3 separate regions of the Mus musculus genome follow, and all the other regions are linked to region 1. A link is a loop called in an ENCODE intact Hi-C map of the cell type or tissue named here. Cell type or tissue: heart. All regions are shown on one strand.

Region 1 (8,000 bases):
TTGTTTTGTTTTGTTTTGTTTTGTTTTAAGAAGACTCCCTTCCTGACGTGTGTCCTGAACCCATGAGTCAGCTCTCTTTAGCTACTGGGCCCTCTACTGCCTAATGGCTTGTTCAGAGAACAAAACTACCCTTTGGTTTTTGCTTTGTTTTGCTGGTTTTGTTTGTTTTTGTTTTGGAGATTCAGTATAATACTGAAGTCAAACTTCAGAATACTTTAGAAAGCAAACGAGCGACATCAACCACAACGGTGAGATGTCACGATGACCTATTTGTCAAGCTCCGGACAGTGCAGTGCTCGTGAGCACAGAAAGGCTGTGAGGTCAGGCTAACTAGCTGGGCATCTCTGCCCTGTGGAGATAGTGGCAGGCCCTGTCTTAGGTATGCTGAAGTGAAGGGCCATTTGGACCCTGTTGCCACGGTGGCCAGTTTGTGTGTCGTGCGGTTGGGTTAGCTTAAAGGTACCCAGAGATGTCCCAAGGGTGGCTCCGGGGAGCCTGGCAGTGCCACTCCTTGGTGGAGTGCGTAAGACTGGAGCGACTCCTGACAGGGAAGAGGAGGGCAGGAGAGGGAAGATGCCTTACAAGACAGAGTAAAGAGACTTCAGAACACATTTCAGAGATGGGGATGACAGAAGCGGGGCCGCGGAATCCGGGGTAAGAAGGAGAGGTTCATACCGAACAAAAGGTAGAGCTCAGTGAAGCCCCTTACTGTCTTTCTCTGCCCTGCAACAGGACACTCCTGGATTCATCGTGAACCGACTCTTGGTGCCATACCTCATTGAGGCCGTCAGGCTACACGAGCGAGGTACCTGTCCCAGGCCAGGCGAAGGCCTGCAGCTCTTGGGCTATGCACAGGAGGTGTGGGCTGTGCAGAGCCTGGGAAGGGGCTTCTGCCTTCTAGCTCTGAAGGACTAAGCTCAGCTTTGCCCTGGCTTTAGGAATTTTTATCACTGGGTTCCCAGGGTCCCAGACCTCCCTGTGAGCCTCTGACACAGTCCAGCAGCAACTTCATCGATGATGCAGATCTTCACCCCTGCACTTCTGCCATTAGTTAACAGTTTACTATGGGGAGGGTGGATGGGGAGGTGACTCGGCTGTTGAGATGTGCACTGCTCTTCCATAGGGCCCAGGATTGCTTCCCAGGGTTCATGTTGGGCAGCTCTCAGCTTATGCACACACATACAAGATGCATGTTACACACACACACACACACACACACACACACACACACACACTACTAATAGTAAGTGTTTCTTGCTTTTGAAATAGATAGTAATGGAAAAGTTACCAGGAATGGGAAGTGAATGGCAGGGATAATACATGGTAAAGCCGTGGTCCGGATTGAAAAAAATCAGGAAGAATTGGTTTACACCTCATGATCTGACATGTGCTCCTTCTCCTAAAAAATTATTTGTGTGTGTGTGCTCATGTGTATGTATGTGTATTGTGTGTGTGTGTGTGTGTTTATGTGCTTGTGTATATGTGTATTGTGTACGTGTGTGTGTGTGTGTGTGTGTGTGTGTGTGTGAGTGTGTGATATACACCTGCATATCATGTCATGGCACATGTGTGCAGATGAGAAGACAGCTTTGTGGGGTTTGTTCTCGCCCATCTTTGTTCAGATTCTGAGGGTCAAACCCAGTCTCCCAGCTTGCATGGTACCTGCGTGCTTTTACCTGCTGAGCCATCTGCCTGGCCCTACACTGTCCCCTTCGAAGGTTGATAGAAAATGACTTTGCCAGATATAGAATCAGAACCCTTGAGACGTGGTCCCTGTAATGTGAGGATGGATGCACACTCTCCCTGCCTGACTCTCCCTGTTTCTGACGGGGAGAGTGTGACGTCTACACTGCAGGCAGACAAGCTACAGGGACCCGGTAAATGCAATCGCTGCTGTCGGTGTGAGTGACTTTGTTACAAATACTCTCAAGAGTGACATTTTCCAAACAGGGCATTTACACCAACTCTCCCCAGCAGATGAAAGCACGTTTGCCTCCTCGAAACCGGCTTTAAATATTAAACTGGCCTCCCTGCTTTATGGAAGCCGTCACCTACTTTTACTCCAAGATCAAACCAATGCTTCTATGTTTACCTTCAACAAATGTGCCCGATCACACCTCAGAGAAAATCTGTGGCATTTTGGCCTACCCTGAAGACATTTGGCTCCCCTCCCTCCTCCCTCCCTCCCTCCCTCCCTCTCTCCCTTAAGTGTAATGTTTCAGAATGTAGCGCCCCTTCATGGTGTTTTCCCTCTGAAACACCCTGTCCTGTGACACCACTCCCAAGTGCCAAGTATCTGGTGCTAAGTTGAAGACCATTTTCTTCATGTCCGTTGTCCCTCGGTGTTACCAGCCACCTTCTGTGCTGCCTCAGGAAAGGCAGGACCTGGCCCCCCAGGGGATGCTCTCAGTTTGCTCTTGCTGTTTCTCTGGGTGGCCTGTGGCCTTTCTCCGTTGTACATTTCTGGATCCTGTGTCAGAACATGGGTCTGTCCTGGAGTTGCTGAGTGTCATGTGGGTGCGTTTGCAGATCTTACCCTGTGGTCTGGACTCCAGTGTAATGTCCTCTTATAACGTCCCTTTGTCACTGGGTATTCAGTTGGCCAACTCTGAGGCGTGCTGAGACACATGCCCACTTTTTTGGGTTCTGCGTTTTCATTGAAGCCTTTAGATACCCCCTCTGTTGGTTGCTACCTGTCACCTTTGATCCCTCGATGTCAACGGTGTTCCTCTTCTCTCCCAGCCCCACCTCCTCCTACCAGGCCACCATACTGAGGCTCGGCCACACAGCTATCCTGGTCACTACATGCTTTCTCGGGTCTGTCTCCTACACCATGCTCGCCAAGAAAGTGGAGGACCCTGTTCCCTCTTTTTGTCCGTGTTCCCGGCTGGTGCGCTGGCTTTGTTCCCTGGCTCCTTTAGGGAGAATCTTTCTGTCCCGGCTTGTGTGTGTTTGTCCCTGCAGTTTGGTAAATGCTGTTTTGGTGGTAGAGCCGTCTGATGGTAGAAGGATGTCTGGGAGACTGAGCAGCTGCCGAATATCATGAGTGCCCACTGCACCTCTCGCACCCTGTGTAGAAAGTCTGAGCTCTGACAGCCTCCTGCAGTAGGCCTGCTTTTCACAGCGGTGTGCTGTCCCTGGCATCATCACTTGATGGGTACGGTGACGCCCCAGCTCTGAGGGCAGAGTAGCGTAGGCTTGGGAAGCTGTCGGCCCTGTCCTGAGCTCGCTCAGCTCTGAAAGGTCAGCGAGGGCGTGTGGTCAGCTCTCCTTAGGACGGCTGTGCTGTAGTAGCCTGGGATGTCATGAACTCACCTTCTTGTCACTGTAGGGTGTCCTAGGCACGCATACAAAGTGCCCACCCCCAAACTCCATACTTACCCTGGCTGGAGATAAATAGAACACTCTTCCGTAACTTGTGTACAAGCCCTGGCTGGGAACTCTTCTACCTCACCCTAAGATTCTGCCATCACCTCCATGTACATCATTCCATCAGAGCCCCAATGCTGTCCCTGAGCTCTAAACTGGGCATAATCCGCCATTGCTCTCTCTGATAGCTCTCCTAAGGGCCGTTTGCCTCCCTCCCCTATGGCACGCCACATCTGACTTCCCAGCTGTCGTCTTTCCTGGGGCATGATCAGAGTCCTCATCTTCATGTCCCCAACAGCTCACTCCAGACAGAGTGGGGATTTAGCCGCCTGTCAGGAAGGAGGGTCTGTCTGGCAGGGCTCCGCTCCTTGCTGGTTGGTCCTTGTAGCTGGAGCTTGTAGCTGGTAATGTTGAGACTGACCGGCAGGTGGTGCCAGAGATTTAGACAAGGACTCAACGGTGGCTGCAGGTCCCTGGTCTCTAGCCCCAAGCCTCCAGCCATCTAGGTTTGGAGGGTTTTGTTGTTGTTGTTGTTGTTGTTGTTGTTTTGTTTTGTTTTGTTTTGTTTTGTTTTTTGAGGAAACTTCACCTCATTGTCCTGAGTAAAGTTCAGGGCCACAGTATGTACTCAGGGGAGGTAAAGAGAGTGAAGCGGAGGTCTGTGTGGCTTTTTTGTTTGTTTTTTAAATGGAAGGGCCACCAGGTTCTCAGACAAGTACTGGGCATTGCAGGAATTTAGGTTTAAAGCATGCTATGTGTAACTCCCTCTTGGCCAACGTTTTGTATCTGTTGCTTTTCTATATTTTTCTCTTTGCCTATTTACTCTGATTTGCTTACGATTTTTTTTTAATTGTGTTGACTTTGTATAAGAGTACTGATTTTAAAAAAATACTTTGTGCCGTTCAATAATTTTGGAAATAGTAATAATTTTCAAGTGAGGATCTGAATTGGGAATTATAGTCTTGCCTTTGGCTCTGACTATGGGTTTGATTAAATGACTTTAGGTTAGGTTAGAAGCTGTTAGATTTCTGTCCCCGGGCCGTGTGCATTCTTTTGAGGGGACACTGCCTTTTTAAATGAGCTGTCAGTGTGGCTCTGACAGCTGTGGAGAGACACAGCGATGATGGGTGTTCTGGCTCTTGGGCCTAGCTGCTTCTGTTTCATGCGCTGCAGGGTGGGGTTGGGGGGTGGGGCGTGGGGGAGAGGTTCTGATTGGAGCCATGTGACAGAAGCCTAGAATAAGGCTAAGGCTTGAAGGTATAGGAGGGCTACTGTTCCAGGCCCAGGCCACGGCTTGCAGGAAGCAGACCTGGAGCAGGAGCCTGTAAGGGGGTTACGTCTGGCATCTGGAGGCCACTTTAGCATCGCGCGTCTCCACATCCTGAACAATGTGTGTGCGAGCTGTGGAGTTAGAGCCCGGTCTGTACTGCGCGTACCGGCTCATGTCCTCTGCGCATGTGCTGTAGTGTCTGTCTCCAGTGCCCTTCCAGCTTCCTTTGGGAGTCTCTGCACCCTTCAGAACCCCGGCCTCAGAGGCAGAGGACTGAGCTGGTGAAGTCTGAGTGCTTCTGTTCATCTTTGCCTGCACATCGTGAGCTGGTTTGGATGCTGCAGTGCTTGCCCCCCACCCCCACCCTGTTATGTCACCAGTAGCTTGAACACTTTGCCCATGTCTCATTGCAAGTGTCTAGTGGCCGGTACATAATAGATCTAATACTTCAGTGACGGAACACTTGCTTAGCATGCGCGTGACCCTGGGTTTGATGCCTCACCCTGCCGGGGGCTCAGGAGGGAGAATGGGGTGTTGGAGACCACGGGTGAGGTTCATGTGTGTGACTATTTTTTTAAGGCCCACTACCTTAAATTCAAAGTGTGATTTCTTAGAGGCTTCTAATTCCAATTTCTTAAAGATTTATTTATTTATTTATTTATTTATTTATTTATAGTATCTCTTAGAATAACAGGAAGGAGCTGGGCATTGTAGATGAATACTTGTGAAAACTGCTCTCAGTAATGCACAGCAAGTGGAGCATGGTGGCTCTGTCTGGGCTGTCCTTACGCGGGTGCCTTGACTGTGAATACAGCCCCAGTACAACATTCCTTTGTAAAACAGGAAATTAAAAAACAAAACAAAACATATGCAACACAAACAGAAACCTAAGCATGTGTGAGTTTTTATGTGTGCATATATATATATATGTGTGTGTGTGTGTGTGTGTGTGTGTGTTTGCACATGTGTGTATATGTGCTTATGTTTGTATGTATGTGTGCATATATGTACATGTATGAGTGTATATGTATATATTTATATGTGTATATGTTTGTACGTGTGTACATGTATGTGGGGTGGGTGTATAGTTATGAAGCCCATTTATAAAAGAACACTCTCTAGTATTAAATGACATTTTTGTGAAGGACTCTAGACTTGGCAAATCTGAAGCTGTGAGGGAGGCAGTGCTCCCAGGGCCAGGCTGCTCACTCCAGGAACTGCGCAGCAGAGTCTAGAAGGTTCCTCATTCGTTGCAGTTGATTTGAAAAGCTTAGGACCAGTGTAGCCTGTGATCTGGGACAGAAATCTTACCCACAGCAGCAACATGGGCTTTTGGACATTTTCTGATGTGTGTGTTATACAACCTTGGAGGTTCTAGAGGTGACTTAGGGATGGGGAGAGATGGAGAAAGGTGGTGGAGACTCGGGGCTCTTGTCTCTGCAGGCGATGCGTCTAAGGAAGACATCGATACAGCGATGAAGCTGGGAGCTGGGTATCCCATGGGTCCGTTTGAGCTTCTTGACTATGTTGGACTGGATACTACAAAGTTCATCTTGGACGGTAGGTTTTAAACCTCCTCTTTGTTTTCCCCACTGGGTTGAATTGGTCTCTTAGAACTATAAGTTGTAATGTCAGTTAAGAAATAATTACAATGAACCTTGAGACTTGTCAAAGTCCTGCCTTACCTAGTCCATTTCGAGTTACTGTGACCAAATGCTTGAGGTAGGATACTTTATAAAGGAAACAAATGAGTTGTGTGTCTTTTGGTTCTGATAGCTAGAGATGCTCCAAATGACAAGATGATGCCCCTGGCTTTGTCCCAATGTGGCAGAGAGACTAAGAAGCAAAACAGCTGAATACAGAAGGGTCTTAGGAGTGGGTATAGGATGACCCTGGTTTGTAACTGTCTAACCTCTCAAAAGTAATCTAGTCACTAGACTTGACCCATCTCTGAGAAAATTCTAAGCCCACTTGTGTGGGGAGAGCCCTGTGAGTACCTTTCCAGGCCCCAACACTTGAAGGATCCGCTATACGTGGAATCAAGATTTCAACACATCAGCCTTTGGAGAACAAAGCAAGTCCAGCCATAACAGCAGGATAGAGATTCACACTAATGGACAGCCTAGAAGGAGCAAGATGGCCTGTTGTTGTTCAGCAGGGCATCTGTTTTTAACCTTTCATTTGGATCCAACTATAGATCTATAGGGTTCTATGCACCCTTCAGTTCCCCTCCAATAGGTGTATCTTGAATAACCACAGTGCAAAACAAGAGTCAGGATATTGACAGTGGTACACTTGTGTCACACCGTCGTGAGCCAATGTGTGTTACCTCCATTGAAAGCAAGCTGTTCAGAGATGGAGTTTTAAGCATCGTGGGTTTTGGAGACAGCACAAGAATAATTATTAAGCTGGAATTCTGAAGTCAAATGTATTATACTGCTCCAGTATTTCACCAAAACCTTTAAATATTGGGGGAGGAAAAGGGTTGTTTTAGTTGACTTAGAAAATTTAAAATTATATGAGGCTGCAAACTACCTACGGGAACAACCTAGGACTTAGCTTGGATGTGGAAAACTCTTTTCAGTTTCTGTTTGTGCTCTTAGGTCTTTGCCTTGGTTTGCAGGGAGTCCTGTGTGACAGGGAGCCCTCCAGTGGAGCTAGGCTTCTAGTAGCAAGCCTGCTATAGAGTCAATGTTGGCTGTACCCGTGCAGCCTGCCTGGTGCCTCTGCCATGTTGGCCTGCATGGATTCTGTGCCCCAGGCATGCCCTGAGAAGATCAGAACCTAAGTGAACCTGTGCCCTTTCTCTCAACAGGGTGGCATGAAATGGAGCCAGAGAACCCCTTATTTCAGCCCAGTCCTTCCATGAATAATCTGGTGGCCCAGAAGAAGCTGGGCAAGAAGACCGGAGAAGGATTTTACAAATACAAGTGACACTTCCCCCAGCAACACCTCCAGCCAGCCATGGGACAAGGATGAGCAAGCCCTGGGCAGGTGGTACCGAGGCTTGCCAGGGGCGGCTCAGTGGGCCCTCCCTTGCAGTCTCTCTGAAGTAATCTTTTGACTAGTTGCAGTCATGGGGTTCTTCCACTGAAATGGAATTCTCTAGTTTAGTCTGTTCTCTGACTTTTTCTGAAAAAAAATTACACCCTTGGTGCCTTGGAGCAACATCTTTTTTTTTTTTTTTCCTGAACCTTGCCACTTTTTGTAAAAAGCGTTGCTTAGACTCATTCCCTCAGGTCTTCTGAAAATGAGTATTCTATGTTTATCGGTGTTGAACCCCAGGGGCAGGAGCCACGGGGCCTACAGATGCACCCAAGGGCAGCAGCCAGTAGGACGTGAGGTCTTGCCTGCCTGGGAA
Region 2 (8,000 bases), 420 kb after region 1:
ACCTGTAAGCCAGCCCCAGTTACATGTTTGCCTTTATAGGAATTGCTTTGGTCATGGGTATCTCTTCATAGCAGTAAATCCCTAACTAAACAATGTCTCTTCACAGCAATACAACAGTAGCTAAGATAATAATCAAACCTGATGGCCTGAATTCCATGCCCAGAACCCATGTCTGTCTGTCTGTCTGTCTGTCTGTCTGTCTGTCTCCCTCACTTGCTCACTTACTCACTCACTCACACAAATATTAAGTAAAAAAATAATAATAAATTAAATTAACAAAAGAATCTGTGGTCTACCTACACTTTTACCATAAAGACAAAAAGCGAAAGATGTACGTGCTTATTTAATTTTATGAAAATAACTCAATTTGCTTATTTATTTGATAATGCGTCTTCAGTCTTTTCAAAGTTGGTTTATATTTTGTTTTTACAGTATTTAATGTTGAGAATACCATTGCGCATAAATGTCAGAAGTCTATTTGGGGCCATTTCAGGATTTGTTAGAAATTCTGTCCAAATTCAAACCAAAATTTGTTGAATGACTTGTTTGTGAAACCCCCAGCAACAAAACACATGGTCATTTTCAAAAACCCAAACATTTCAATACACTGCAATCCAAAGATATCCTAAATCAATTCTAATGTGCTCAGGAATGGTGGTAGGAAAACATCAAAAGGTTTGGTTTTCATAATTAAACCATTATGTTTCCTTAAGGACAGACAACTGTGTATTCAGTGAAAACTACAATTCCCAGCACACAATAGTCAGGAGACTGAGCGGAGGCATTCTTTGGTGAGCATTTGTCAGCTCTGCGTGTCTTATGGTGCACAAAGAGGACACATTATGTGTCTGGCAACATGGCGTGGGTGAGTGCCACCAGGAGCACCCTGGTCCCATGCTTGATTTTTGGGTCTAGAATTCAGAAACCTCTTTTTTGCTGCCATTTTTTTCCCAGTCCTCTATAACATCAGGAGCCTCACCTCAGGGTATGACCGACAGTTGGAGAAGTTGGAACCCAGACGGGTTTCTCAAGCCTCTCTGTACTCGTAATTGTTTTAGAAGCTTTAAAGATATAGAATTTTGCCAGGCATAGTGGTATACACACGTACATCCAGTACATGGGTGGCTGAGGCAGAGAGATCATGGATTTGAGGCCAGTCAATACTACTGAGTTAAGACCCTGCAGGGTAGGCTGAAGAGATGGCTCAGTGGTTAAGAGCATTGGCTTCTCCTTCCAGAGGTCCTGAGTTCAATTCCCAGCACCCACATGGTGGCTCACAACCACCCATAAAGAGATCTGACGCCCTCTTCTGGTGTGCAGCTAGAGCACTTATATACATTTAAAAAGCAAAGAAACAAACAAACACCCTATAAAGTAGTGGTTCTCAACATTCCTAATGCTAATACCCTTTAATACAGTTCCTCATGTTGTGGTGACACCCAACCATAAAAGTTTTTTTCATCTTGGGGCTGGCAAGATGGCTCAGCGGGTAAGAGCACTGACTGCTCTTCTGAAGGTCCTGAATTCAAATCCCAGCAACCACCCGAACAGAGATCTGACACCCTCTTCTGGTACTTCTGAAGACAGCTACAGTGTACTTATGTATAATAATAAATAAATCTTTGGGCTGGAGCGAGCAGGGACTGAGCAAGTGGAGTTGACCAGAGTGAGCAGAGGTCCTAAATTCAATTCCCAACAACTACATGAAGGCTCACAACCATCTGTACAGCTACAGTGTACTCACATACATAAAATAAATAAATATTTTTTAAAAAGTTATTTTCATCTCTATTTATAACTGTAGTTTTGCTGCAGGTAGGAATAGTAATGTAAATATTTTATATACTATAAATATTTTATAGAGGTTTGTCAATGGGGTCGCGACCCACAGGTTGAGGACCACTGTTGTGAAAAGCCAGCTATTGATTCCCAGCCTCCAGCCTCCAAGACTCTTGCAAGGACATCTGTTACTTAATTTTTCAGTGGTGACAACATCATTGGGTGATTGCACTGCAGAAACACTATTGGACACACCCCTGCTGCAGCTGTCTTAGAGGTTTCTGTCTAGCCAGTACCTTGATGTCCAATTTCTCTGAGGTGGTTTTCAGGTTTTTTTTTTTTTTTCTCATTTGCTTACTGGACACAGGAATATCATCATATTGCCCAGGCTGGCCGCAAATCCCTAACTGAAATGACTCTCCAGCTTTAGCATCCTGAACAGCCAAGAAGTGGAAATGCCCCCACTAAACCCACTAACAATGGCTTTAAAGGGATTTTCAAATTTCTTCCTGGGAGAAGCCAGCCATATTGAAAACACTTGAGTAGCCCTATAAATAGGCCCAGCTGTGGGGAACTGTGTCCTTCTGCCAACAACCAGCAGGAAATTTACCAGGAATCTAAAGAAACTCCTTGGACGGGGACCATTCTAGGAAATTTGTCACCATTGGATTCCCGACCTAGAAAGACTAGAGTATTCTTGTAGATTGCTAAGGTTTAGACTAACTCTTATGAAGAAATACGTACTTGACTGAAGTTTTCCAGAGCTTCTCTGTTCAAACCATTTCTTCACCAAACCGACCCCACCATTGTGAGCACTCCAGCAGCCCAGAGCTACTCCTGAGAGCACAGTCTAGCTTTCTGTTTCACAGAGAGAGCCCAGTACCCAAACATAGTCTGTGACCACGATGAGCCTTTCCTGAGCCGGGCCTACAGCCCGGGTGCCTCTACCCAGCATCACTGGACTCCAGCTCTGATGCCTCCTGGGTGCTCACTCAGCATGGCCCTGTGTGAAAACGAACCAGAACAATTCTCTGACTTTTACTACAGACGTTAAGTTTGGCGTGTCCCTCCTCTCCCCTCGCCCCCAGTCTGTTCCCACTCTCCTGGCCCTCCCCCCAGAAACACAGCTCACCTTCCCTCTACAGTTGCCTAGAAATAGAAAAAACAAAAAACAAACAAACACATCCACGCATGCGTGTCTCTGCTGCTCCTGACCGTGGTCTCCTTTTCCTGAAGACCCCTCTGGGTTTTTCGTCTTGTTTTTGAGCACTTCCTCCGAATGATTTACCCTGATTTCTGGCAATTTATACACTCCAATTCCCTTTGCTTCCCCCATTCACAATCGCGCCTCTCAGATCGCATGGCACATAAACAATCTTCCATTGCAAACTGCTGCAGTACAGTTTGTCCCCTGTAGGCATCAATAGGAAGTGTCCCGCCAGCCTAATTCTACGCAGGAAAAAAAAAGGGGGGGGGTCATAGATACATAATCTCAAGAAATTCTGCTCTGGTTGGTTTGGCAGTAGCATCTACAGTAATCTCTTCAGTTTGAAGTTAAAATTTGTAAACACCTTAGTGGATTCCACCCCCACCCACCCACAGGTTGTGTCTAAATGAACATCTATGTATCTACATTAATCAAACGCTTCATGCTTTTTTCCCCCCCAGTGAGGAAGTGGATACAAAGTTGACTTTGCTCCTAAAGGTTTCCTTCGCTCCCCTCCTCCACCCCGCCACGCCATGTTTTTGCCTGGCCTGAAATCTAGAACAGCAATGAAGAGCAGACTCCTGGTTTGACAGGATGCATTTAGATAGTTCAGGCAAGAGCAGGCACCCTGTGTTAAAGAGTCCAAAAGGTCTTAAGCAGAAAGAAAAGGCAAAGACTTGTCTCGTGTCACAGGTGCCACCTGTTGTTAGGAGTAGCAATCTATGAGCTCTGCACAGACAACTCCAGTTTCCGACTCTTATAAATTCCCAAGTTCAAATCCAACAGCCTCCAACTCTAACCCACGGGCGTGCGCCATGCTGCCAAAGGTAATTCAAATTTCTCCCCTTCAAGACCGCTTCGCCCCCAACCCCCACCCTCTTCACCTGGAACAGACAATCCGCGTATTTCAAAGAGTTCCTTAGTACTGAACTGAGTACTCGGAAACTCACCCACCAGTTTACATTTTAGGCTACTGAGCCTCACTCCTTTTACTGACAGACAAAGGAGAGGGCCACTGACGATGTTTACCCACCTAGGCTCGTGTTTGTCTAATGTTTAAACGGGCTTTTGTTATTATTAGACATTCCTGGACAATCGTTCTCAGAGCATCAAGCACACAGAGCAAGGAATCAAGCAAGCGATGCAGGTTCCGCGGTGGGGGAGGGGAGCCGAAAGGCGCCAAGCCGCGCCTCCCTGCTGCTTAGCACCATCTAGTGGCGGCTGCTAGTTCGACTTTTGGAACGAGAGCTCCCAGAGGACTTCGTAAAATCCAAAGGCTGTTTTCCTCCATCCTGGCGCTCTTCACCTTGTGTGTACTGCACACACACACGTATATTTTGAATTATACACAACAAATATCTCACCTTACTATTTAATAAATCCTTCCTTTGTCTCTGTACTGGGATATCTTACCCCTTAATCCCCGGACCTGTAGGCAATGAAGGCAGATGGTTTTAATATTATCAAAGCAAGCAGCGCTAGGAAATGCTCACAGGGGATATGCCTAATTAGATGCTTGCTGCCAGCCCTGACAACTGTAGTTCAATCTCTAGAATCCACATGATGGACGGAGAGAACTGACTTCCACAAGTTGTCCTCTGACCTCCATTCACACACACACTCTCTCTCTGTCTCTCTCTCTCTCTCTCTCTCTCTCTCTCTCTGTCTCTCTCTCTCTCTCTCACACACACACACACATTATTTTTAAAGATCATTTCATTCTAATTTTTAAAAATTTTAATTTAAAAAAATACTGAAGAAAATGAGACTCATATATCTCTGGAGTTAACTATGAATTTTTTTTTTAATTTCTAAACAAAGTCATCAGGCTCAACTGTGCCATGAGAAACTATTGGCACCCACAAAAAATAAGGAATAGTGAAGGCTCAGCTCTACTGGTACAACAACCCAAGCAGGCACCATGTGGCCTGCTCTTACAACACCGTGATGACAGTTTAACTTCATGACTAATTTATAATATACAAGTAGCTACCTTTTACCAAGTATAGATAAATGCTAACTGGACAGTCTACCTTTAAACTTACCCACAGAACGACAGCTGATAGGAGCTGAGAAGCGAGCTAGCTTCTTCATTATCCAGAACATTCTAATCCAGTTCTAGGATGGCAAGAGGCTCCTGAGAGTTAACAGTACTTCTACATGGCTGCTTTCAGCCTAGATCCTGGGTCAAATACACCATCAATACACCATGGTCATGACTGACTGTGACCCTACTTCCCAGGGTTGGCTCCCAGCCTGTGGAGTCTGGTGTGCGTCACTCATGAGCCCTCCAGTCAAAGCAAGACACAACATCAGATATGATGCTGTATGCATCAGATATGTTGCTGTATGCATCAGATATGATGCTGTGTGCATCAGATATGGTGCCGTATGCTTATATGCGTGGCACAGGAAGGAAGAACCAAGTCCAAGGCCAGCATAGCTACAAGACAAGACTGTGTCTCAAAAGCAAACAATAAACAAAGAATTGAAACAGGACATAAAATAACACAATCAGGTGAGAAGCTAAATATTTAAGAATCATTTTTTTCAAGCTAATAAATAGTAGAAACATCAAAAAGTCCAAGTCAATAGTATGTTTTTATTAATATTTATTAACACCAAGTTTTCAATAATTTTCTACCTTCCCCTTGTATATTCTTTGGGGGGGGGTTGTTTGTTTCTGTTGTTGTTTTGTTTTATTTTGTAGCTCAGTCTGAGCTTGAATTCATAATCCCGCTGCCTCAGCCTCCCCAACACTGGGATCATGGACCCATTAAAGTCTGTGGAAGCCTCCTTTAGCTTTTGTTCAGCATTAAAGCACATGGTTTGGCTGGAAAGGAGAATAGACACGTTCTATGGATGGAAATGTGAACTGTCAGTGGGAGTGACCTCTGTCTTCTGAAGGAACAAGACAATGTGGGAGGACCCAGGCGTTATCATCTTGAAGGTGGTTTTGGTATCCTCAGCAAAAAAAAAAAAAAAAAAAAAAAAAAAAAAAAAAAAAAAGGAGTGCAGCAAAAAAAGGAGTAAAAATTTGGGACACTTAACTGGGTGGCCTTGGTAACAGTTTCCTTGTAATACAGTTAAGTAATGACCAAGTCATAGGACTACCCGAGGGGCCACGGACAAGCTAAATGCAGCGGGTTTATTATGGTGTCCGTTGGTTTCTGCTGTTTTGCTTTTCTTATGAATTATTTTTCATCAAGCATTGGCAGCAACACTAAGACAAATACAAAAATAGGATGCATTAGAAAGCTCAGTGATTGAGAGACATCGCCAGGCTTGCAAGCCATGAGAAGGCACTCACACTCACACACCGACACTTGCCCTTACCTGGGGGGGGGATCGTGGGAGACAAAAAGAGAGGGAAGCCAACATAAGAAGCTCTCGCTTCACTAAAGAGAGCCATCTTCACTCTAAACCAGCCTCGGTGCCACAGAACGGAAGGTTTAGAGACTTATGCAATAATTACTCCAACCTCTGAAAAACATGGCAGGAAATGTTATTTCAGCTGATGTATGTGGAGATGGCCACCTTCCTGGTGTGCCAAAGCTTAAAGTGCTTTTAGGATTTTTTTTAAAGTTTCTCTTAAAATTACTTCATTTATTTCTCTTTGTGTATGTGTATTATTGTTTTGCCTGAATATATGTATGTATATGCTTGGCTCCTAAGGTGACCAGAAGAGGGTGTTAGGTCCCCTGGAACTGTAGTTATACACAGTTGTGAGCTATCATGTAGATGCTAAGAAACAAACCAGAGGCCTCCTCAAAAGCAGCCATTGCTCTCAACTGCAGAGCCACCTCTCCAGCAGTTAACTCCAAAACTCTTTCAGAGGCCTAGAACAGGCTGTAGCATCCAGTTTGGTTTTGCCTCTGAGACAGATTTCAGTTTCAGAGAGATCCACGTTCTGGTCTGACTTTGGCTACTTGGTCTCCATGTGTTCAGGGAAAACAGACTCTCCAAGGCTCCCTATGTCACTAGGTAAGATAACTAATTGTGACTATCACATACTTCTACCTCTGGCTTCGATGAGAATGAGGGTAGCATAATTCTGACACTCAATGCATTTAGTAAAAGTCAGCTATTGTGGTGTTTGTTTGTTTGCTTGGTTTTTTAATTGTCCTCATAGGCTCTAGGGAGTGACACTATTAGGAGGTATAGCCTTCCTGGAGTAGGTGTGCTCTTGTTGGAGGAAGAGTGTCACTGGAGGCGGGCTTTGAGGTCTCAGATGTTCAAGCCAGGCCCAGTGTGGCATTTTCTTCCTGCTGCCTACAAATATAGAACTCTCAGCTCCTTCTTCAGCACTGTGATGTCTGCGTGCACACTGCCACGCTTCCAGCTATGATGATAATGGACTCAACCCCTGAAACTGTAAGCCAGCCCCAATTAAATGTTTTCCTTCGTAAGAGTTGCTTCGGTTGTGGTGTCTCTTCACAGCAACAGAACCCTGACTAGGATAGCTATTATCAACATTGTGTGTGTGTGTGTGTGTGTGTGTGTGTGTGTGTGCGCGCGCGCGTGTGTGTGTGTGTTCTCATTTGTAGAGTGTAAAGTTTTGGGCTTTTGTCTTCTGTTTCATGATGAATGTTTTGATCTTCCCCTAACCAGCTATCCAAGGTTTAGGGGGCCTTCCTGTGTACCAATCTGCACTTGAAGCTACCAACAGAGACAGACAGACAAATACAGGGAGTGGTAACCACATTCAAGGATGCGTTTACTCTGACTTGTTGTATCCAAAATACCTTGAGAAGCATTGTAATTATGTGACCATAAAATCACTAAAAGGACTTTGAGACATAAAATTTAACTCTGGGAGCATGACTCAGAATAAATGTTTCAGTTGTAGTCAACATTATTTTCCTCTAGAGTCTCCTGCAATGCAACTTATTAACTGCCCAAGTCGCTCAATTTTTGGGTGGTTTGCTCGTCACAAATGCAAAACAGAGGTACGTATTCTTGATAAGCTTTAGCTTGTGTTGTCCATTCACTAGATATTTTAAGTGCAACAGGG
Region 3 (8,000 bases), 350 kb after region 1:
CTCCCTGCCACCCCCCCCTTTCTTTCTTTCTAACCCCAAACTGAGATTTAATTTCCATCCCCTTTGTTCTGCACTCTGGGACTGTGGCAACTGCAGCCCTGTTATCAGGAGTAACTGGATCTGTGGTTCTTATCTAGGGCCTGTTGACTAGATTAGGAGGTCAAAGTGTGCATCCCGTTGCCTCAGCCACACACACACTCTCTAAACCTCCTCTTGGTCAGTGCTCCCTTTGCATAGCACATTGGTCCTCCTTTTGCTCGTGCAGTGATTGTTGCACAGTTAGAGACCAGATGTGCCATCTCACAGAGGAAAGAGGGCCACATTTCAATAGGACTTCGTCAGCCCTCCAGCCACCATGTCACCATGTCACCTACTGAGTGAGCTCTCTCCTTTGTGCACAGGATGGAAATGTCCACGAAGAACTGAGAGATAAGATTCCTGGAAGCAGAAGTGAACAGGTTATAACAGAAGATGGCTTTGAAATACGGTTGTGTTGAGTCCTGGGTGAAGAACCCACATCAGGAGAATCCTGCAAAGCTGCCAGAAGCTGTCAGAAACAAGGAAGTGTCCAGGGAAGGGTTGAATGCCAGAGCTAGAGACACTGCAGTGTCCCAGAAGATAATGCACGTTTCCTTCTGGTCACGATAGCCTGAGATTCACAAAGGCCCTTCTCCCACCCAGTTCTGATTCACTGTATAAATATATCATTCACCCTTCTGTAGACACACTTCTCTACCTGAAAGTAAGGGGTTTGGGCTTTCTATTGAAGGGAATTTGAGGACATTCTCTTCCTTGACCTATAAAATCAAGGACTGGGAACACTGTCAAATCACTCTTTAAGTGAAGCCAGGAACCAGAGGCAACTCTGTATTGACAAAGGGTGAATCAATTGGACACACATCAGAGGAGTTCCACAGGGTGGGTGGCGATGTGCATGTGGTTGAGCCAATGGGGCTAAGAATGGAACGCACCCTACAGCGCTGAAGTTCAAGGCATTCACGTTTTTCTCTACAAGCCTCCTCAGTGCTTCCTGGGAAATGCTGGCAGGTATTTTTTTAACAGTGTCCCCCACAGTACAGTGTGGAGTCTGGTAGAACAGCTGCCACTGGAGCAAGGGGGCAGTTGATCCTCGGACTCTCTTCCATCACAGCACAAAACACTTTACTGGGAGCTCCTGTAAGCATTGCTTGTCTACCGGGTAAGAGTCCAGGTTAGAAAACAATACCAAAGAGAAAATCTCTAGGGCCAGAAGAGCTGTCTCTGCCCTAGAGGTAGAGTACAGCTGAGACTCCCTGCAATCAGGATGAAGGCAAGGCTGCCCCCTACTGCTCCCTTTGTTGAGTATACTGCCAGGCTGTGCAATAAGGCAAGAAAAAGAAATTAAGGCGAAGCAAGAAGATATGCTCTAACCCAAGGAGCTGAAGGGGTCTGTAACCTGAGAGGTGGAACAACAATATGAACTAACCAGGACCCCCAGAGCTCGTGTCTCTAGCTGCATATGTAGCAGAAGATGGCCTAGTCAGCTATCACTGGGAAGAGAAACCCCTTGGTATTGCAAATTTTATATAACCCAATACAGGGGAATGCCAGGGCCAAGAAGCAGGAGTGGGTGGGTAGGGAAGCAGGGCAGAGGAAGGGTATAGGGAACTTTTGGGATAGCATTTGAAATGTATATAAAGAAAATATTTAATTAAACAAAATAAAAGAAAGAAAGAAAGAAAGAAAGAAAGAAAGAAAGAAAGAAAGAAAGAAAGAAAGGAAGGAAGGAAGGAAGGAAGAAAGGTATGATCTATTTGCAGATGTCTATGCAGAAAAAAAAATCCTAAAGAATCCACAAAATTGCTCCAGAATTATTTTGCAAAGCTTGAAAAATAATAGGTTATGGTTGAAAATTTAGACTGTGTTCTGGGGAAATGCTCAGTCTTTGAGGTACCTGCTGTGTAAGTGCGAGGACCCAAATTTGGACCCTAGCACCCCTATAAAAAGTTGGTGCTATGGCATGTGCCAATGATCCCAGAACTGAGGAAACAGAGACAGGAGGATTCCTGAGACTTGATGGACAGTCAGTTCAGCCAGTCAGCAAGTTCCAAGCTCAGTGAGAGAATCTCTCACAAAATACTGTGAAGAGTGATAATGGAAGATATCAGATGTTGATTTCTGACCTCCACATATAGCTTCATATATGCATGTGCACCTGTACACACACACACAGACACACACACAAACGCACATGTACATATACATAAACATAAAACAAATCATGTCTAGTAATATAAAATCTCAATAGACAAAGTTATTAAATGATTTTAATGTAATTTTTCCTTTTGAAAAGATTTATTTTTATTTTATGTATAATCATGAGTCTGTGGAGGTTCAGAAAGGGCATCAGGTCCCCTGGAACTGGAGTTATGGCATTGTGGATACTGTAATAGATCATGGGTCTTCTGCAAGAACAGTAAGGTACTCTTAACCTCTGAGCCATCTTTCCAGACCCTATTTTATTTCAGTATATCATCTCCATTGCATATTTATAGAGTCTGCATCAGTGAATTCAACCAACCAAGGGTAAAAAAATATTTTAAAAGAAAACTAAATTTTAATTGAACACAGAATTTTTTATATTAAATTCTCTAAGCAAGAGTGTATCAAATGCTTACATTACATTGTATCATTATTCCATGAGTGTGTAAATAATCTACAGATAATTTAAAGAACATAGGAGGATATCTCAGATTACTTGCAAATATCATGCTATTTTGCACAATTGATTTGGATTCCTTCCAATCTGATATCTTCTAGGGATCCTGGAGCAAACACCTTTTAGAGGATACTGAGGGACAATTATATTAAATTTGACTTCAAATTTTAAATGTGGATACAATTTATAATAGTAGGCCGTAAAAGTAGTTGGATATCAATCTGTCAAAATACATCCGTGGTCTCAGGATGTAGAATGCTGGTAAAATATTTATCTAGTGTGCAAGAAACCCTGGGTTCAATCGATCCCCAGCACCACATAAAGCCAGGTTTGGGTAGACCAGTACTCCCAGAGCTCAGGAGGTGAAAGCACCAGGGTCAGGAGTTCAAGATAATTCTCAGCTATACTGCAAGTTCAAACTCAGCCTGGGCTTGAGGAAACAACCTCAAAATGGTATGTGTGTGTGTGTGTGTGTGTGTGTGTGTGTGTGTGTGTGTGTGTGCGCGCAGATATTGAAAGAAATCAGTGAAAACAGGATAAATGGAGTGATCGACTGCATTCACGGGTTAGAAAGCTCGATGTTATTTAGACAACAGTTCTTTCCTATTGTAGTTGTGATCTACAGAGCCAAAACCAAAATCTCAACAGTTTTTTGTAAACAAAAAAATCTGGTTTCAGTACAAACATACCCCCTCAGATATGCGCATGTGTAAAGGCAAACGATCTATTTTAGTCAAAACAATCGAAAGATATAAACAAGGTTAGAAGACTCTATCCAGTTTTAAGAATTACTACAAAGCCAATATAACTACAACGGTGCAGAATTGAAAAGTGCTCGATTCATAGATCCGTGAAACAAGTAGAAGACCAGAAAAAAAAATGTTCCACGTTAATATAAGCAATTTGTTTTTGGCAAAGAAACAAAGTTCAGTAGCGAAGGAAGGTCTTTTGAACAAATGATGCGAGATGCGTGGGCACTCATGTTCAGTGGATCAACCTTGGCTCCCTCCCCACGTACTATACAAACTCACCTCAAAATGAGTCACAGATAGAATTGTGAAGTGGAAAACTATATAATCTCTAGGAAAAAAAAACTCTGTAGAAAACTTGACTTCAATAAAGAAGTATTAGATACATAACAAAAAATATAATTCACAAGAAAAATATTAGCACATTAGGCTTAACCAAAATACAAAACATTTAAAAGACTTTTTTTGTACTTAAAAAAAAAGATTTACTTGTTTATTTTTATGAATGTGAGTACACTGTTGCTGTCCTCAGACAGACACACCAAGAGAGGGCATTGGATCCCATTACAGGTGATTGTGAGCCACCATGTGGTTGCTGAGAATTGAGCTCAGGACTTTCGGGAGAACAATCAGTGCTTTTAACCCCTGAGCTATCTCTCCAGATTGAAGGACATTTTAAAAAGGATGAAAGTGGGCTAGAAAAGGCAGTGTATGCCTGTAATCCCAGCACTTGGGAGGCAGAGGCAAGATCTGGTCAAAGGAAGCCAAAGGGAGGGAGAGAGAAAAGAAGGGAGTGAGGGGAGGGGGGGAGAGAGGGGAGGAGGCAACAAGTAACCTTTATCTAGGACTTTGGATTGTAAAAGAATACATAAGAAAACAAACAAAACAGTCAGAAAATGAACAAAAGACAACGTATGCATCAAGTGACAAATGGTAAACAAACACTTGAGAAGATGTTTGGTATAACTTGTCATTCACTAATTTAGCACAGTAACTAAAATCCGTAAGCTGGCAGAGCTAAATAGACAAGAAGAATAGACAAGAACAGACTCACTAACTCTCTAGAAGACTTGCAAAATGGCAGTTGTTTTGGAAGGCAGTTCCTTGTGCTGTTAAATACACTCATGTGACTCTGGCAGTCACTCTCATGAGCACTTTCCTAACTGATTCAAGCAATTCTGTTTGGAGGCTGGAAAATGGCCCAGTGTATGCTGCTCTTCCAGAAGATTTGAGTTCATTTCCCAGCACCCACCAGGTGGCTCACAACAGCCTGTAAATCCAACTTCAGGGCATTTGATGCCCTCTTCTGGCCTCCAAGGGTACTGCATGCAAGTGTACTTCCTATAGCTAATAGAGACAGATACAGATATAGATGATATGGATGTAGATAGATATAGATGATATAATATAGATTAGATATAGACATAGTTATAGGTAAAGATGATAGATATAGACACAAGTACAGACATAGGTATACTAAACCTTCATCTTAAACTTTGGAGCAGCTTTATTAGTGAGTGGCCTAGCATGGATGTAAGTAACCAGCAGCAGGTGAAAGGATGAGTAGACCACTGTGTATCCAGGCAACAGAATGCTACTTAGGATTAGAAAAAAATTGTTATGACGTCACACCCTGATGTGAGCGAGTCACAGATGCATTGCGTTAGTGAAGGAAGCTGGGGTCAAAAGGCTCAACACTGCATGTATTCCCATGATTCCCAGGGAAAAGTCCACATTACCAACAGGAAACAGATCAGTGGCTACCTACAGTTTAGGGATGAAGTGGCATTTAGTTGTGGGAAACCCAGGAGATTTTGTTTAAGATTATAGAACCAATCTGCAAGGCTCTGTGAGGAGAGAAACATGATTTTACACACAGTTGTCAAACCAGGAGAATTTCCAAGCACAAAGAGTGAACTTTAATGCATGCAAATTGGTTTTCTTAATCAAGGAAGAGGTTAAGAGACCAACCAAGGAGTGCAGATCCTCATGCTTGTGCAACAGGTAGTTTTCTTTTTAACCAACTAAACTATCTCTATAGACCCCAAACTGAAATATTTGTCCCAGCTTATGTAGACATATCCCTTGAGGTGGTAGGACTCCTTAAACTTCAAATTGGCTGTGCTTGGTGACTTGTTTCCAATGGGGAGGTTACAAAAAGATAGGAAAAGGAAGTTTGCAGCAAAGAAGCCCAGCAAACACAACTTCCCCCAGGTGATGAACCTAGCATCCCTTGCATCGTCATTGGCAAGCTGGGATGACGGCACACGTGTCTATCAGTATGTGAGGAAACGAAGATTTTCCCTCAACTGCCCTCCTCCTGATGATTGCTAATCCTGCCTAACCATTTTGAGAGGTGTGAACAAAACACCAGACAAACAAATGAAAGGTCGTCTCATAAAATGTCTGAGGATTTAAAAAAAAAAGTCAAGTCTATGAAAAGGAAAGAACAGTGTGAGAAACTAGAACATACAAGAAGAGAATTAGGGGGCTAGAGAGATGGCTCAGCAGTTAAGAACACTGACTGCTCTTCCAGAGATCCTGAGTTCAATTCCCAGCAACCACATGGTGGCTCACAATCATCTGTAATGGAATTGGATGCCCTCTTCTGGTGTGTCTGAAGACAGCGACAGTGTATTCACATATATAAAATAAATAAATCTCATTAAAAGAAGAGGAAGAGGAGAAGGAAGAGGAGGAGGAGGAAGAGGAGGAGGAGACCACTGGGACATACTGATTTAACATAATTCTGTGTCTTGAGTGGAATCTTGGAGGAGCACCAGTACTTGAAGGAAATTGGTGGGTTATTAATAATAATATAATAGCATTAGATCTTCAGCTGTGACAACTAACACAGCCTTGGGAAGAACAGGAGACATGTGGCATTAGTCATAGAGAGGCTGCAGCTAACACATAAATGTGTACTAGAGAACAAACAAATTTACACGCAGGTATACTCCGAGATGTGACTATAAGTAACTTTTATTTCTCTTTTCTGCTTTGTTTCACTGTCCAAGTGCTGTTCTTGAAAACAAACAGGCATTCCTTAAGTAATTAAAAAAATACTGCCAAGTAAATACATAGAAGTCACTGCCGTCGCAGTAATGGAGGAGGGCACCATTCCTTCCAGATCCCTACTCCTCGCCTGACTCAGAGGACAGCAATCTCAGGGAGTGGGGTGGAAATGCTGACCTGGGGTTGTCACTTCTGAGTCACAGCATGAGAGTGGTCCTGTCTTCGAGTTTTCTAGGTTAAGAACAGGCAAGAACACACACAGAGTGAGCCTGCTCAGTCACCCGTTTGTTTTATTTAGGCCATGTGGTATTTCAAATCAAGTCATTTGAAAAGGAATTCCTTTAGGTTGGGCCCCTCTCCCTGTGCTGACTCCACGAAGTTCAGCTCACCCTTCAAGTCCCGCAGAGGGCTGAGTAGATGTCTCAGTTTGAAAAGTATTTGCCTGTTGTGTGGATTTGGGAGGGATCAACTTGGGTACTTACAGCTCCAAAGCAAAAGAATCAAACAGATTTCCAAAGTGAATGCACAGGAGTGCAGGTAGCTTTCCTGGCTCTCCGGGTGGGGGTGGGGGGAGGCAGTGTGTCCTCTGCATAGGAGAAGTGGAGAATTATAACACTGAAAGGTGGGAAGGAGTGGCTTCCAGGAAAACAGTGTCAAAGCTTTATGCTTAGAGCATCAAAGCTGCAGATGTTTCTTCACCTCAAGGGCAGTCTCATGGACTCTGCTGTGGCGACACTCATGTGCTCCGAATGGACACAGTTGAAGCTACACCCAAAATATAGCTTTTATTTTATTTTTTTTATTAACGATCAAAAATGAGAACTTTCCCTGTCTTCAGCACGCCCATCTTCCGTGAATAAGCAAAACACACCCCATAACTTCTAGCACCTCTCACATTGGACTGGAGCGCTTGAAGATCCCATTTTCTCAGTATCTCGTGCATCCATTCTTGTCCTTCATCCACAGTACCATCCTGGATGCTTGTCCCCTAGCACTTGACTGTGCACACCTTCAGCACCAGTAGCGTGTAATTTACAGCTGGAACACTCAGTGGGCCCTGCTGTGTATCACCTCATAGAGTGTCCAGCAGAATGCCTGTTTTCTATGTTAATGAGGTGGTACAGAGTTGGTATTTGAGGGAATGGGGTCGTTTGGGGTCATTTGAATCCGCGCGGGTAGGGGTGTACTTTGTCTCCTTCAATTGAGATCCACGTGACTGTATCAAAGTTGAAGTTTCAAGTCCATAATACACATTTTGTAAGTCACTATACTCATCAGTGCATACAACGGCACTTTGCATGTGGTCTGTCTCCAGGCCATAGGTATGGTATTTCTCAAGTCTTATTTCTCAAGATGTTCAGAGATGGAATTAAGCCACAAGTGCTGTAGAAAGTCCATTATGGACAGTGAGTTAATTAACCCCTCTCTTCTGTCTTCTTGGTGGTGTCAGCTACCAACCATCCCTGGAAAAATGGAGAAAAGGCTCGGCTAAATAACTTTCTGTTTTGAGAATCCAATGAGAACGCCAAGGGAGCCAA

Evidence for each region. Peaks named below come from ENCODE experiments on the same cell type or tissue, not always from the same donor. Only the 100,000 strongest peaks of a DNase experiment are listed, where the experiment ranks them.
Region 2: a loop joins it to region 1, with 8 times the contacts of the local background. A loop is called at or near these places in 22 of 42 quality-filtered maps.
Region 3: a loop joins it to region 1, with 18 times the contacts of the local background. A loop is called at or near these places in 36 of 42 quality-filtered maps.

The regions. Positions count from the first base shown.
Region 1 is chr3:131,233,742-131,241,741 of GRCm38, reverse strand. It overlaps Hadh (hydroxyacyl-Coenzyme A dehydrogenase), which reads left to right. Exons shown (of 8, transcript NM_008212.4): 6 at 733-805; 7 at 6,083-6,199; 8 at 7,455-8,000. The coding sequence ends at 7,573. Among named protein-coding and RNA genes, the nearest start is that of Hadh, 34 kb to the left of the region's middle. In heart, a CTCF peak has its summit at 3,792 (motif pointing right); a DNase peak (open chromatin) is centred at 3,731; H3K27ac peaks cover 312 bases.
Region 2 is chr3:130,815,065-130,823,064 of GRCm38, reverse strand. No RefSeq gene overlaps it. Among named protein-coding and RNA genes, the nearest start is that of Gm36443, 15 kb to the right of the region's middle. In heart, a CTCF peak has its summit at 4,203 (motif pointing left); a DNase peak (open chromatin) is centred at 4,164; H3K4me3 peaks cover 899 bases; H3K27ac peaks cover 962 bases.
Region 3 is chr3:130,884,828-130,892,827 of GRCm38, reverse strand. No RefSeq gene overlaps it. Among named protein-coding and RNA genes, the nearest start is that of Gm36520, 37 kb to the right of the region's middle. In heart, CTCF peaks have their summits at 1,317 (motif pointing left) and 4,759 (motif pointing left); no DNase peak of the experiment used is centred here.